Linked DNA regions of Homo sapiens: regions 2, 3 and 4 are each linked to region 1. A link is a contact called in ENCODE Hi-C or POLR2A ChIA-PET data. All regions are on one chromosome and are shown on one strand. Each heading gives the region's core, a stretch centred on a gene start or an enhancer-like site at or near the end of the contact. The rest is flanking DNA. Distances are from core to core; before and after follow the strand shown.

Region 1 (3,705 bases), core at 784-3,283:
GAAACATTTAGGCTGGCGGCGTGAGGGCCTCTACCTGTACTTTTGCACCAAACCCCTCAAGCCTTCCCCACACAGTGCTTTACCCCCGTCTCACTAAATGTTTAACATCTCAAAATACTCTTAAAATTTTTTATTTCCCAAATGAACCTGTGCCCATACACAATGGAGAAAACATTGTCTAATGACAAAACCTGGAAAGGAATACACAAAATAAAAAGAGCACAGTGGCAATTTTGTAGGTGATTTATTTCCCATTCAAAAATATTTTTAAGGCCAGAACCGGTGGCTCACGCCTGCAATTTCAGTATTTTGGAAGGTCGAAATGGGCAAATTGCTTGAGCCCAGGAGTTTGAGACCAGCCTGGGTGACATGGTGAAACGCCATCTCTACAAAAATTAGCCGGGTGTGGTGGCATGCATCTGTAGTCCCAGCTACTTGGGAGGCTGAGGCGGGAGGATCACTTGAGCAGGGGAGGCAGAAGTTGGAGTGAGCCAAGATCACACCACTGCACTTCAGCCCGGGTGACAGTGAGATTCTGTCTCACACACACACACAAGATTTTATTCGGAAGGCTGAGGCAGGAGGATCACTTGAGGCCAGGAGTTTGAGACAAGTCTGGGCAACATAGAGACTCCATCTCTAAAAAAAAATTTTTAGCGTTTTTCCCTCTCAGGCCCTGCATTCCAAAATGACAAAGAAAAGAAGAAACAAGAGTCATGCCAAAAAGGGTAATAGCTATGCGCAGCTTATTCTCGCCCAAGGACCGGACCATTAAGAAGTTTGTCCTTTGGGCCGGGCGCAGTGGCTCACGCCTGTAATCCCAGCACTTTGGGAGGCCCAGGTGGGCAGGTCACTTGAGGTGAGGAGCTCAAGACCAGCCTAGCCAAGAGGGCGAAACCTTGTCTCCACAAAAAATACAAAAATTAGCCGGGCATGCTGGGGCACTCCAGTAATCCCAGCTACTCGGGGGGCTGAGGCCAGATAATTGTTTCAGCCTGGGAGGCAGAGGTTGCAGTGAGCCGAGATCACGCCACTGAACTCCAGCCTAGGCGACAGAGCGAGACCCCATCTCAAAAAATAAAATAAAAATAAAGGTCCTGCCCTCAAAAACATTGTCCTGTGTCTGCGGCATGACTTTCAGACAACATGGTTTTTCAACGTCCCACCAGGATTTATGTAGGTGAAAACCTGTTTCCGATAATCTGAATCTCAAATCCATTCTGTTTTACATATAAAAACAGTTTGGCGGAGGGCATGGTTTTGATAGACCCTGAATTTTCGAGGAATGCATCAACCATGAAAACAGAACACAGATCGAACTTTTACTGGGAACTTTACTAAGTTCACTGAAAAAAAAAATCATATTACCCATAACAACATTTGTAGCTTTACATTCACGATGGATATATATGCGTGTGTACGTCTGTACTTAGGTTTTGTTTGTTTGTTTGTTTTGAGATGGAGTCTCGCTCTGTCGCCCAGGCTGGAGTGCAGTGGTGTGATCTCGGCTCACTGCAACCTCGACCTCCCAGCTTCGAGCGATTCTCCTGCCTCAGCCTCCCGGGTAGCTGGGACTACAGGCGCCCGCCACCACGCCTGGCTAATTTTTGTATGTTTAGTAGAGACGGGGTTTCACCATATCGGACAGGTTGGTCTCAAACTCCTGACCTTGTGATCTGCCCGCCTCGGCCTCCCAGAGTGCTGCGATTACAGGTGTGAGCCACCGCGCCCAGCCTGAATATTGTTTTTCTTATCCATACTTCACTGTAAGCAGATGGAAGCATCTGTCTGCTTCATTATGTCTGCCAGTGTTGAGTACCTGAGTATTTTCATATTGAAATATAGCTTTAATGATACATTACTTCTCTCTTCCTTCTTTACATAGCGGTTAATCATATTGAGCTTCTGAAATTGTGCGCGTGGGCAGATTAGCCATTTTTGGGTTCCCTCTTACCCCCCGGACTAAGCCGGGACGGAAAAAAAATGTGAAGGGGGCGTTCCCGATCGATTTGGCCCCGCCCCATAGTGTGCCCAGAGCCTTCTGCCACACTTAACATGGCGGCGGCGGCGCCCTGCCGAGGCGCCTGAGCGGGTCGCGAGCGTGGTGTTACACTCCAGTCATGGCGGCCCGACAGGCCGTGGGCAGCGGGGCTCAGGAGACATGCGGTCTGGATCGGATTTTGGAGGCATTGAAGCTGCTGCTGAGCCCGGGAGGTGAGAGGACGCATCTCCGCGCCGGGCTGGACCCGGGACTCTCAGGGCCGCCCGGCTTCCGGGGCTGCCCTGCCTTCCGCAGCGTGCGCCCCTTAGGCCCGCCTCGGGACCCTCCGCCCGCTGCTGGGGGCTTTGAGCATTGTCTATGCCCGTCCTCATTACGTTCTTGAGGAAACTGAGGCTCAAGGAGGGCGCGGGATCCGTTGACTGCTGATATTAGCCAACATCTCTTGAGCATTTGCCTTGTGCTGGGCTCTGTCAGGCGGGGCCGTTATTTCATTCAGTGCTTACTGCAGCGCTCTTGGGAGGGGGATATGGACCCAGCTCCAGAGAGGGTAGGGCGCCCGCGACGTAGAAATGTGAGGTCCTAGCCGCGTGAGGGCGCAGGGGCCAGCATGGACCCTTGAGATTTGTACGAAATGCCAAGAAGTCCAGACATCGGAAGCAGTGACGTTTGAAATGGGTTTGGGGAGAGTATTTAGGGGTTACCAGGCGCTTTTAATCTTTGTGGTGCGTGGACAGTTTCTTCCCAGTCTAAAATCTGAAGGGATATTGGGAGTGGTTGAAGCTGCTACTCCTTTTGCGACTGAGGACACCCAAGGCTCACTGAAGAAATTAAGTAACCTGTCCAAGATCACGTGGTCAAATTAGGGGCAGAACACGGACCTAGGCCCGAGATCTACTGAACCCCCTTCTCAGAATCAGACAAATTGTTCAGTATAGGGGCTCTGATGTTATCTGGAGCTTTTGGAAAGGACGTGGAAGATAGAGCTCTGCTTATCACTGGGGTGTATATTTGGGGGAAGGGATGGGAAGGGATCTGTAGAATTAGCAAGGGCACATGAAAGGCCAAAGGGGATCACCTCCCAGTCTCAGATTTTATACTTAAAACTGCAAAAACTTCTGCAAACATTACACCACACCAGCGGGAAGTGAACACAAGTTACTAATATTAGTAAATGAGTGCCTACTAAGTATCAGTCCCCATAGTAGGCTGTTGACATACACATCATTTAATCCTCATTACGATCCCCTGGGATCGGTACTACTTGTATTCAATTTTTACGGATGAAGGACCAAGGTTCAGGTACATTGGAAATTGCCCAATGTCAGACTAGTAAGTGGCAGAATTTGAATTTAGGTTATTTCCACTAAAAGTATGGTAAATATGCTACATTGTCTCAATTAAGAGTCAGACTGCAAAATAGAATTTTAAGTTGCTAATCGAGAGGTCACTTGTCTTCTAACGGCAACTCTTTTTTTTTTTTTTTTTTGAGATGAGGTCTCACTCTGTTGCCCAGGCTGGAGTGCAGTGGCACAATCTCGGCTCACTGCAACCTCTGCCTCCCAGGTTCAAGCGATTCTCCTGCTTCAGCCTCCCGAGTAGCTGGGATTACAGGTGCACACCACCATGCCCAGCTAATTTTTGTCTTTTTAGTAGAGACGGAGTTTTGCCATGTTGGCCAGGCTGGTCTCGAACTCCTGACCTCA
Region 2 (3,705 bases), core at 558-3,057, 120 kb before region 1:
GAGATGGAACTGTACTACATCTTGATTATAGTGGTGGATATACAACTGCTTGTGTCTGTCAAAACTCACAGAACTTGGCCAGATGCAGTGGCTCATGCATGTAATCCCAACACTTTGGGAGGCTGAGGAGGGAGGATCCCTTGAGCCTAGGAGTTCAAGACCAGCCTGGGCAACATAGTGAAACCTCTTCTCTACAAAAAATGAACAAAATTAGCCAGGCATGGTGGCATGCCCACCTGTGGTCCCAGCTACTTGGGAGGCTGAGGTGGGAGGATCTCTTGAGCCCAGGAGGTCGAGGCTGCAGTAAGCCATGATCACACCACTGCATACCAGCTTGGGTGCCAGAGTGAAACCCTGTCTCAAGAAAAAACTCCAAACCAAACCAAAACAAAAAACCTCACAGAACTGAATCCCAAAAAGTGTGAATTTTACCATATGCAAACTAATTTTTTTTAACATGAGGGGAGGCTAAAAAAAAAAAAGAGAAAGAAAGAGAGCGTGAGATCTGTGAAATTCTGGGTAGCAAGGGAATTCCCCATGCATACCCTGAATCAGATCTTTGCAGAACCTCTTAAAATCTAAAGTTTGTCAAGCCCAGCCTGACAGCTGTGTCTGGGACTTGCTGGTGACCTTGGGCAAGTACCTTTGCCTCCCAGAAACATAGTTTCTTAGCCCAGAAAGGGAAGAGAGAGCTCTAAACATCTCTAACAAGGCACAGACATCTATTGAGCACTGAGTCACTGCCAGGCTACCCATACATGTGTTTTTTCACATCAGAAGGGTAGGGCAAGACAATAGTGTTTTAAATGTTCTTTATTAAGTCTTTTTTTTTTTTTTTGAGATGGAGTCTCGCTCTGTTGCCCAGGCCGGAATGCAGTGGCACGATCTCAGTTCACTGCAACATCTGCCTCCCAGGCTCAAGCGATTCTCCTGCCTCAGCCTCCCAAGCCCGAGTAGCTGGGATTACAGGAGCCTGCCACCACGCCGACTAATTTTTGTATTATTAGTAGAGATGGGTTTTACCATGTTAGCCAGGCTGGTCTCGAACTCTTGACCTCAAGTGATCCACCCTCCTCGGCCTCCCAAAGTGCTGGGATTACAGGCATGAGCCACCATGTCAGGCCTTTATTGAGCATTTAGATGTATTAAGCACTTTGCAGGTATTAGTTCATTTCATCCTTATACCACTCCTAGATGGTAGGAACTAGCACTACCTCTATTTTACTAATTGACAAGAACCTAGGTGCGCAGAGGTTTCATAAATTGTCAAGGTCAACATAGCCCAGTATCCCCAGTATTTGATCCAGCCCTCTCATTTCAGGGCCCATGCTCCTAATCATCATACTAAATCATGTGACATTCCTGGAGACAAGCTGTGTGACATCCTCTCAGCATCTCAGTGTTCCTGGACCTTACCCTTTATGCAGTTTAGTCTTTTTTTTTTTTTTTTTTTTGAGATGGAGTCTCGCTGTTGTCGGCCTGGGCTGGAGTGCAGTAGCACGATCTCGGCTCACTGCAACCTCTGCCTCCCAGTTTCCAGCAATTCTCCTGCCTCAGCCTCCCGAGTTGCTGAGATTACAGGTGTCTGCCACCAGGTCTGGCTAATTTTTGTATTTTTAGTAGAGACGGGGTTTCACCATATTGGCCAGGCTGGTCTCGAACTCCTAACCTCAGATGATCAACCCGCCTTGGCCTCCCAAAGTGCTGGGATTAAAGGCATGAGCCACCGCACCCGGCCACAGTTCAGTCTTTTAACTGCGGGTACTCAGCAGTTAGGGATTACAGGTGTGAGCCACTATGCCCAGCCCCTTCCCTGCTCTTGGGTCTAACCTCCTGCCTCTCCCTTCTTGGCTAGACTAAGCTCTTCTCCCTTCTGGGCCTTTGCCCAGGTGGTGACTTCTGCCAGAAACACTGGTTAACTCAGCTTAAATGTCACTTTGCTCCCCATCATATTTCTGAAACTCCGTCTCAAAACAAAATAATAATACATAATTGTTAAGATCATCCTTGTTGGCCAGGCGTGGTGGCTCACGCCTGTAATTCTAGCACTTTGGGAGGCTGAGGCGGGCAGATCACTTGACGTCAGGAGTTCGAGACCAGCCTGGCCAACATGGTGAAACCCTATCTCTACTAAAAATACAAAAGTTAGCTGGGTGTGTGGCGGGTGCCTGTAACTCCAGCTACTCAGGAGACTGAGGCAGGAGAATTGCTTGAACCTGGGAGGCAGAAGTTGCAGTGAGCCGAGATGGCACTACTGCACTCCAACCTGGGTGATAAGCAAGACTACCAACAACAACAACATCAACAACAACAAAAGGATTATCCTTGCTTATTGCTCTGGGTTGTAAATCCTTGGGTTGTAAATCCCTGGCTCCCTTGTCTGTTTATTCCATCAGATCAAAAGCTTCTTCAGGATAGGGAGGGGCCCCTGTCACCAGCCAAGCATTTGTGCATGCTAGGTGCCAGTGAGTGTTTATTGAATGAATGAATGAATGAATGAACGAGTGAGTGAGTGAGTTAATGTGGCCTGAAAAGTTGGACAGTTACTCTGGAGAATTATAGATGCCTCGTCCTGTATCTGGACTCTGGAATTTTCTAGGCCTCATTGGAACCCTTGTCCTTTGCCCAGGTTTTATTGCTCTGCAGGTCTCCACCCTGGCAGGAAGCTCTTGCCACCGGCTACAGTCTGGATCCAGCCTGGCCAGTTCCACCTTTCCCACCTACAACACCTGGCAAGACCAAGACACAGCCCTTCCACAAATACATGAGTACATGAGCACGTGGGGTGGACAAGCCATCCAATCAGTCCTCACTGACTCTGGTAAGGGAACAAACTTCTCCCAGTTTACCTGGGATTTTCATGGTTTTAGCACTGAAAGTCTTACACCCCCAGAGACCCAGGATCCCAGACAAATAGGGGCAGTTGGTAGCACCGGGTTTGTTGGGTCATCTTTGTGGACAGTGGAGGGAGTGGGACCTTCAACACAGATTTATTTATTTATTTATTTTTTGAGACGGGTTTCGCTCTTGTTGCTCAGGCTGGAGTGGAATGGAATGGCGTGATCTCGGCTCACTGCAATCTCTGCCTCCCAGGTTCCAGGGATTCTCCTGCCTCAGCTCCCTGAGTAGCTGGGATTACAGGCACCCACCACCAGGCCCGGCTAATTTTTGTATTTTTAGTAGAGACACGGTTTCACCACGTTGGCCCAGCTGGCTTTGAAATCCTGACCTCAGGTGATCCGCTGCCTCTATTACTTTTTTTTTTTTTTATCTTTTAGAGATAATATTTGACATATAAAGAGAATAAATGTATCACATATATAAATTATAAAGTATAATAATATAGCGAATAATTATGAACTCACCACTCAGCCCAATTCTCCTTCTCCAGAGAAGTACTTGTTAGAAGATGAGGAATTTAATGTCCTTCTCAAGCTTCCTGGCTTCCCTCTCAAGCAATTCCCAATTTTTAATAGTTATATATTATTCATAACATTTACATTTTGTTCTATAGCTATAATTAAATCTTCTGTACTTTGTCTGGAGGTTGAGTCTAAATACTGAAAAGCAATAAACAGCATCATGATTCCGTAAACACCCCTTGCTTGAGAACTCCTGGTCCCCAAAAGGAAAAAATGGGATCCTGTGCAGTGCCAGTTTTCAATCTCAAGAAGCTCAATATCATGGTTCTTAGAGGCAGAAGAG
Region 3 (3,705 bases), core at 441-2,940, 100 kb before region 1:
GTTCCCTTTATGTTCACAGACCCCCACCCCCACACAACAGATTTCCTGACATTTAATATTTGTTTTGGCTTTTTTGGACTGTGGGGTCTCCTTGTATCAGTCCAATGTGGAGTCGCCCCAGGATGGAAGTGCCCTTCTGGTAAAATCACACGTTCAATCTGAGGAACTGGCTTGTGATTTTAAAAGGCCGCTAGGACTTGGGATGTGGCCTGACTCTCTTTGGACAGTGCACGGAAGTGAAGGGATGGATGTAACATTGGCACCAGGTTTAGACATTGGCTTCATGGAGAATTTACTCCATGGGAATTTTGAAACTTGAAACCTGTCACTTTTTGTGCACAGGCAGCTGTAGGGTCTTAACTCAGGGGACTTTGGAGTGTTTGCTAGGGTCATTCCTCTGCCCCATGCTGTGGCTGACCCCATGATCTCAACCTTGTATTTATTCCATTGGTTTATCTCCAGCTTCTAGAATGAAGACCTTTACAAAAAAAAAAAAAACCAAACTCAACTGTAATAAACCAGTTTTTGTTTTGAGACGGAGTTTTGCTCTTGCCGCCCAGCCTGGAGTGCAGAGGTGCGATCTCGGCTCACTGCAACCTCTGCTTCCTCAGTTCAAGCAATTCTCCTGTCTCAGCCTCCTGAGCAGCTGGGATTGCAGGCACATGCCACCATGCCTTTGTATTTTTAGTAGAGACAGGATTTCATCATATTGGTCAGGCTGGTCTCAAACTCCTGACCTCAGGTGATCCGCCTGCCTTGGCCTCCCAAAGTGTTGGGATTACATGTGTGAGTCACCATGCCTGGCTAATAACCCAGTCCTTTAGAGTTGCTGCTTATTTTCCTTCTTCATAGCACACACCGGTCTGAGAAACCCAGGCTATTAGACAGTTTGGGATCTCTGAAGTATTAGCCTAGTAACCACAGCTGTAAGTTGACTCAGGCGCGGAAAAAAGAAAAGCTGGCAGGCTTTCCCAGTGATTGTTTTCTTCCTTTGCTTGCTCTGCAATCTGGCCTTGGAAACACAGGGCCTATATTTCAGTGTTGAGGTTTGGCTGCTTGAGGGGTTGACCTAGTTCACAGGCACCCAAACTTTGTGGATTAAATACACCCATTTCCCCTCCTTTTTTTTTTTTGAGACGGAGTCTCGCTCTGTTGCCCAGACTGGAGTGCAGTGACGTGATCTCGGCTCACTGCAACCTCTGCCTCCCAGGTTCCAGTGATTCTCCTGCCTCAGCCTCCCTAGTAGCTGGGACTACAGGTGTGTGCCTCCATGCCTGGCTAATTTTTGTATTTTTAGTAGAGACAGGGTTTCGACTACGGCCATACCACCCTGAACGCGCCCGATCTCGTCTGATCTCGGAAGCTAAGCAGGGTCGGGCCTGGTTAGTACTAGTACTTGGATGGGAGACAGGGTTTCACCATGTTGGTTAGGCTGGTCTACAATCTGGAGTTTTGCTCTTGTTGCCCAGGCTGGGCAAACTCCTGGCCTCAGGTGATCCGCCCACCTTGGCCTCCCAAAGTGCTGGGATTACAGGCGTGAGCCACTGTGCCCGGCCATTTCCCCTCCTTTCTGAAGGATGTGCTGAACGTTTCAGAAAACAGTATGCAGCCTCCCTAATACAATTAGACTTTTAAAAAGCAAACCCAGAAACCAGCTTTGGGATCACCTTACATCATCAGATCCCCACCCCCTACCCCTCAAACTCATAAAAGTCACTTCCCCAATTACTCATGTCTGTGACAAAGGTTGATCTGAGCTTACTGGGAAAGAAGACCAGTGGGCCGCCCTCCTGGCCTTGCCTTTGTGTCTCTGGAGGTGCGGAGGTGGAAAGTCTTGGGCCCGGCAAGGCCATGTAAAGAAGGCAGGCTGCTGCTTCCTCCCAGTGGGGCCCTGCCTGCCCCTCTCTGCCAGGTGGTTATGGAAATCCCTGTTTGCTCTCCAGGGCTTTTTATTGGGTGAGGCTTTTCTTCCAAAATGCTCACCTTGTGTCTGTTACACATTCCCTTCCAAGGTAGCCCCAGATACGCCAGAGGCTGAAGCTCTCGTATCTCCCAGAAGCTGCCCAAACCCTAAAATCCCCGAGAGGCACCTGTCCCAATCCAATCCTTGCTGGGTCTCTTTCTTTCTTTCTTTCTTTCTTTCTTTCTTTCTTTCTTTCTTTCTTTCTTTCTTTCTTTCTTTCTTTCTTTCTTTCTTTCTTTTCTTTTCTTTCTTTTGAGACGGAGTGTCACTCTGTCGCTCAGGCTGGAGTGTAGAGAGGTAGGATCTCAGCTCACTGCAACCCCCGCCTGCCATGTTCAAGTGATTCTCCAGCCTCAGCCTCCTGAGTAGCTGGGATTATAGGCACGCAGAAGCATGCCCAGCTAATTTTTGTATTTTTAGTAGATTCGGGGTTTCACCATGATGTCAGGCTGGTCTTGAACTCCTGAGCTCAAAGTGGTCTACCTGCCTCAGCCTCCCTAAGTGCTGGGATTACAGGCGTGAGCCACCGAGCCGGGCCCCTTCCTGGGTTTCTATCCTGCCTCAGCTCTATCTCCTTTGAGGGCACAAGGCTTTCAAAAAGGAGAATGAAATCATTCAGCAGTGGCTGTTTAGGATCCTTCAGCGAGGAAGTACAGGAAACTAGGTTTGAATTTTAGCCACTAGCTATTTGACTTTGAATAAGTCACTTTACTTCTATGAGTCTCAGTTTCCCCACCTGTAAAATGGGGCGGTAATACTTATTGATCTATTATGAGAATTAAGTATGTACATTCATTTAGTTCACAAAAGTGAGTGCCTGTTGTGTGTTAGCACCAGGCTAGACCCTGAGGTTACGGCAGATTGGACGGAACATACATGCCAATGGGCAGGAATGTAAAGAGAGAAAGTAGAGAGAATATTTTCAACAGTAGTTGATATTTCTTAGGGACACAGTAAACTCTCAATGTTATTTTGAGCAAATGAATGAACACATGAATAAATCGCTATCTTGGCCAATATTTTTCCCTCTCAAACTCTATGGACTTGGTCCAGCCCTTAAGGTTGATTGTAAATGGGCGGGGAAGAATTTGGTGGGTTAGAACCTTCCATTATGCTCTGTGTGTGCTGGGGATACTGTGTTCATAGCTTCCCTCTGAACAGCTGTGCAGGGCAGGCAGGGAGATCTCAAACCTGAGTCTGGAAATGGGAGGGCATATAGCCATTTTTAAGTGTTTTCCACCTTTGGTCAAATAAAAAGAAATCTGTGGTGCATGCTCACTCTTTCTCTCTCTATCCCCATCTCTAGCCATCTCCCTTTCTTTCTCTCTTCCTCTTTGTTAATGTAAGTTTCCCTAGGCCAGGGATCTCAGTGTCCCAGCTTGTTCTTGTTACTCTTGGGGGACTGGGGTTTAGGCCTCCTCCCTTTCTGCACTTTTCATCTTCCTCCTTCCTTCCTCTTACCTGCCTCCAATCCTCCACTTCTGCCCAAGATTTGGGTGGCATCTTCCCCAAATTCAGAAGGTTCTTGAATCAGACTGCCTAGATTTCAATCCAGACAATGTCACTTCCCAGCCTAGGGATGTCAGCCAAGGACTTAGTTTCCCTCTCTGTAAAATGAGCATAATAGCATGGAGACATCATAGGATGGTATGTCAAGCGTTCAGTGAATATGAAATATTAGAGCCCCAGGAGGACTTGGTGCTGTCTGTTTGAAAGTCTCCCATGTTTTACGTTTGGTTCAA
Region 4 (3,705 bases), core at 621-3,120, 83 kb before region 1:
CCACCATGCCTGGCTAATTTTTTCTATTTTTAGAGAGATGGGGTTTCACCATGTTGGTCAGGCTGGTCTCAAACTCCTGACCTCAGATGATCTGCCCCTCTAGCCCTCTCAAAGTGTTGGGATTACAGGTGTGAGCCACCGTGCCCAGCTAATTACATTTAATTAATTTATTTTGAAAAATACAAGGTCTCACTGTGTTGCCCAGGTTGGTCTCAAACTCCTCGGCTCGGGCAATCCTCCTGCCTCAGCCTCCGACAAGTGGTGGGATTACAGGGGGCACAGTGGCTCATGCCTGTTATCCCAACACTTTGGGAGGCCAAGGCAGGAGAATCGCTTGAGCCCAAGAGTTCAAGACCAGCCTGGGCAACATAGCAAGACCCCCATCTCTACCAATAATAATAGTATTGTTATACAATGACCACAATAGTCGTTGCATTCATTTATTGATTGAGTACTCAACTGTTCATGTATGATCTTGTTTTTTTAATCCTTGCATCAACTTTAGAGTTAGGTACTATGGCAATTCCATTTTCTTTTCTTTCTTTTTTTTTTTTTTTTGGTTGAGATGGAATTTTGCTCTGTTGCCTGGGCTGGAGTGCAATGGTGCGATCTTGGCTCACTGCAACCTCCGCCTCCCGAGTTCAAGCGATTCTCCTGCCTCAGCCTCCCAAGTAGCTGGGATTACAGGCGCGTACCACCATGCCCAGATAATTTTTGTATTTTTTAATGGAGACAAGGTTTCACCATTTTGGCCAGGCTGGTGTCAAACTCCTCACCTCAGGTGATCTGCCTTGGCCTCCCAAAGTGCTAGGATTATAGATTATAGGCGTGAGCCACCACGCCGGGCCTGACAATTCCATTTCCAAATCATAAACAGAAGCTTCTACAGCTAGGGGAGCTGGGAAGGAAAAGTGTGTACCGCCCTGGCTGGCTTTTATCCTTCCTGTGCTCAGCGGCTCTATTTCTAAGAATGTTTCCATTCTAGATCCATCACTTTGGCCTAGAAAGGAGCCTCATGCCAAGGTCCACCCATGCAGCCCCTAAAATCCCCTTTTCCACCGTGCCCGGCTGAGTTTTTAAAATTCTAGTTTTCCACAGATGGAAATGTGAACTGTCTTGTAAAGTATTCCATATATATATATTTTTTTTTTTTTTTTAATTTTTTTTTTTTGAGATGAAATCTTGCTCTTGTCCCCCAGGCTAGAGTGCAATGGTGCGCTCTCAGCTCACTGCAAGCTCTGCCTCCCGGGTTCATGCCATTCTCCTGCCTCAGCCTCCTGAGTAGCTGGGACTATAGGTGCCCAACACCACGCCCAGCTAATTTTTTTTTTTTTTTTTTTTGCATTTTTAGTAGAGACGGGGTTTCACCGTGTTAGCCAGGATGGTCTCAATCTCCTGACCCCATGATCCTCCCCCACTCAGCCTCCCAAAGCACTGGGATTACAGGCATGAGCCACCACGCCCAGCCCTTCTAAAGTATTTTAAATTCTAGTTTTCCAAAGATGGGAATGTGAATTGTCTTGTAAAGTATAACCGTCTCCTGCCCCTCCTTTATAACAGGCCTTGGAGAATTTTGCCCCTCCTTTATAACAGGCCTTGGAGAATGTTTCTCCCCCATTCTTTCTCTTTAATCTGGGCAAGGTGTCTTTATTAATAATATCACAGACCACCACACACACCTTGAGGTTTAGTTCTCTTCCGCACAGTGTGTGAGTGCCTTCTGTGTGCTCTGTGTCAGTTACCAGCCTTGTTTCCAGGAGTTTGGAGCTGACCCAGGGGTGATAGAAAACACTGGGATGCCAAGTCGTCAGACAATGGGCTCATTTAGAATTCAGGTGGGGTGGGACTGTGTGGGCTGGGTCAGCTGGTGGAGCTTCCCCAGAGTGGGGAGGCCAGGGGGAGTCTGGGATGTGGGGTGGTATGTGAACAGGAATACGGGGAGACTCTCAGCCTCTGTTGTTGGCTGAGAGGGGGATGCCCCAAGCCTAGAGAGGTGGGGGCGGGACCTCCTGTGCAGAGACTGGGAGACAGGAATATGACAGATGGTATATTTGGATGGTGACTCAGATAGGTCAAGTGAAACTGAACTTCCGGTCCTCGAGTCACACAGGAGGGTAGGGGCTGTGAGAAAACTCCCTCGTTGGTTCTTCCTACAGGGCCTTTGAGGCAGACAGGGCTCAACAGAGCCTGGCAGGACTGCAGAAGGACAATAGTGTGGCTGGTTGGGTGAGGCCCTTTTGGCCTGAAGGCTAGCAAGCTGGGAGAACTTGGAGAACCCGGACAGCAGGTCCTCTGCCCTCCCGCTGCCTGGGGCAGCCCTTGGAGAGGCCTGAGTGGTCTAGGCTGATACATCAGGCTTGGGGCAGCCCCGCTGGGCTATCCCATACCCTCTCCCCTGCCCCCACATGTTTATCCCAAATCCCCTTCTCCTCAAGCTTGCTTCTAGGTGCCCATCTCACCCATCCTACCCATCCATGTGTCTATCCTCCATTCGTTTGTTCAGTAATGATGGAGGGGCTGTTATGCGCCAAGCACTGTTGTGAATGGCGGACACAGAGACCCAGACACATATGAATGTCCCCCATCATGGAATTTGTATTCTCAGGTATTGCAGGGAGCAGGCAATAAACATAATCAATGTGCAAAATATTTAGAGCACTGAGTGGAGACAGGTGTGTAGGAAAGATGAATCGGAATGGAGCATTGCTGGGAAGTACTAGGGTGATCTGAGAAGGCCTCACTGAAGGGGGACATTTGAGCAAAGACCCAAGAGAGGTGAAGGATCAGGCCATGTGACTAGGTAGGGAAGGGTGTTCTAGACGGAGGGGAGGGCGTTCTAGATGGAGGGAACAGCAAAGACACACCCCTGACACTGAGCAGAAGGGCAAGGTCAGTGATCAAGGGGCAGGGGCTGGCAGAAGGGCAGAGGGGGTGGCAGCATGTGGAGGGCCTTGTACCCATCACCAGGACTTTGTCTTTCACTTGGGACTCCTCTGGTCCTTTAGCCCAGATCCACCGGCTGCCTCCTCCTGCCAGTTCTGCCTCCCCTCTCCATTCTGGGCAGTGGAGCCTGATGGTTAGTAGCATGGGCACTGGCCTGCCTGCTCAGGTTCTGAGCTGAGCACAGAGGTCTGGGCCTCCCCTGGGCTTCTGCTCCATTTGGCCCAGGGTGGGGCCATGGACTCCCATTTCCAATGGCGCTGCTGGCTCTGGCATATTCTGACCCCTCCACTGGGGACACCTCCCAGTGTTCCTTGCCTGGCTCATTTCTCTCTCAGGGCCATCTTCGTTGTTGCTACCTCTAGGAAGCCTTCTCTGATCCTCATCCCCAAGGCCTGTGTCGGGATACGTCCTACTCCTTCCCTTTGCCAGTTGGGATCCCCTGGGTTCCTTTATGCTCCCCCACCAGGCTGGGTACTTGGGAAGTATTCGCAGCCCCCAGCATTAAGCCTGGCATGTAGTTGCCACTCAGTGAGTAGTTTGATGAGGGGCTCTTTGCTGTGGGAGGATTAGGCTGCAGGGTTACCCCATAACCCCCAGTGGAGGTGACTTATGTCCATCTTTTGGGGACTTTTGCAGTGAGGGAGTGCATTATAATGGAGAGGAGGAAGCCAGATTCCTAAAACTTTCAATCACATTTTGCTCCTCTCAGAAACAAAAACAAAACAAAACAAAAACACAGGCCGGGCATGGTGGATCACGCCT

Evidence for each region. Hi-C counts contacts between places; a loop is a spot of excess contacts on that map. ChIA-PET counts read pairs that join two places held with the same protein, here RNA polymerase II (POLR2A). Pooled maps may share reads with other maps.
Region 2: a pooled map shows a loop between it and region 1 (10-fold over the local background). The contact joins the enhancer-like site here to the promoter of TANGO6 in region 1. A Hi-C loop is called at or near these places in 7 of 50 pooled maps. POLR2A ChIA-PET finds 5 or more read pairs at or near these places in 6 of 52 experiments (HEK293, PC-9, RWPE1 and 3 more).
Region 3: a pooled map shows a loop between it and region 1 (2.4-fold over the local background). The contact joins the enhancer-like site here to the promoter of TANGO6 in region 1. A Hi-C loop is called at or near these places in 1 of 168 maps with a recorded cell type or tissue (B cell), 22 of 37 single-sample maps with no recorded cell type and 15 of 50 pooled maps. POLR2A ChIA-PET finds 5 or more read pairs at or near these places in 9 of 52 experiments (GM12878, MCF 10A, PC-9 and 6 more).
Region 4: a map of B cell shows a loop between it and region 1 (4-fold over the local background). The contact joins the enhancer-like site here to the promoter of TANGO6 in region 1. A Hi-C loop is called at or near these places in 1 of 168 maps with a recorded cell type or tissue (B cell), 23 of 37 single-sample maps with no recorded cell type and 15 of 50 pooled maps. POLR2A ChIA-PET finds 5 or more read pairs at or near these places in 8 of 52 experiments (GM12878, MCF 10A, WTC11 and 5 more).

What each region holds. Positions count from the first base shown.
Region 1 is chr16:68,841,498-68,845,202 of GRCh38, forward strand. It overlaps TANGO6 (transport and golgi organization 6 homolog), which reads left to right and starts at 2,034. Exons shown (of 18, transcript NM_024562.2): 1 at 2,034-2,214. The coding sequence starts at 2,121. RefSeq lists an enhancer at 2,005-2,274.
Region 2 is chr16:68,719,796-68,723,500 of GRCh38, forward strand. It overlaps a transcript of CDH3 not described here. Among named protein-coding and RNA genes, the nearest start is that of CDH1, 16 kb to the right of the region's middle. RefSeq lists an enhancer at 430-559. Within about 2 kb of position 1,808, at least 3 of the 41 ENCODE cell types and tissues checked have a DNase peak (open chromatin) inside an H3K27ac peak, as active enhancers do.
Region 3 is chr16:68,741,165-68,744,869 of GRCh38, forward strand. All of the region lies in intron 2 of CDH1 (cadherin 1), which reads left to right. It also overlaps the pseudogene RNA5SP429. Among named protein-coding and RNA genes, the nearest start is that of CDH1, 5.7 kb to the left of the region's middle. RefSeq lists an enhancer at 1,107-1,251 and a cis regulatory region at 1,179. Within about 2 kb of position 1,691, at least 16 of the 41 ENCODE cell types and tissues checked have a DNase peak (open chromatin) inside an H3K27ac peak, as active enhancers do; they include PC-9, where a contact is called at or near this core.
Region 4 is chr16:68,758,946-68,762,650 of GRCh38, forward strand. All of the region lies in intron 2 of CDH1 (cadherin 1), which reads left to right. Among named protein-coding and RNA genes, the nearest start is that of CDH1, 24 kb to the left of the region's middle. RefSeq lists enhancers at 1,812-1,971, 2,002-2,051, 2,062-2,111. Within about 2 kb of position 1,871, at least 7 of the 41 ENCODE cell types and tissues checked have a DNase peak (open chromatin) inside an H3K27ac peak, as active enhancers do; they include GM12878, where a contact is called at or near this core.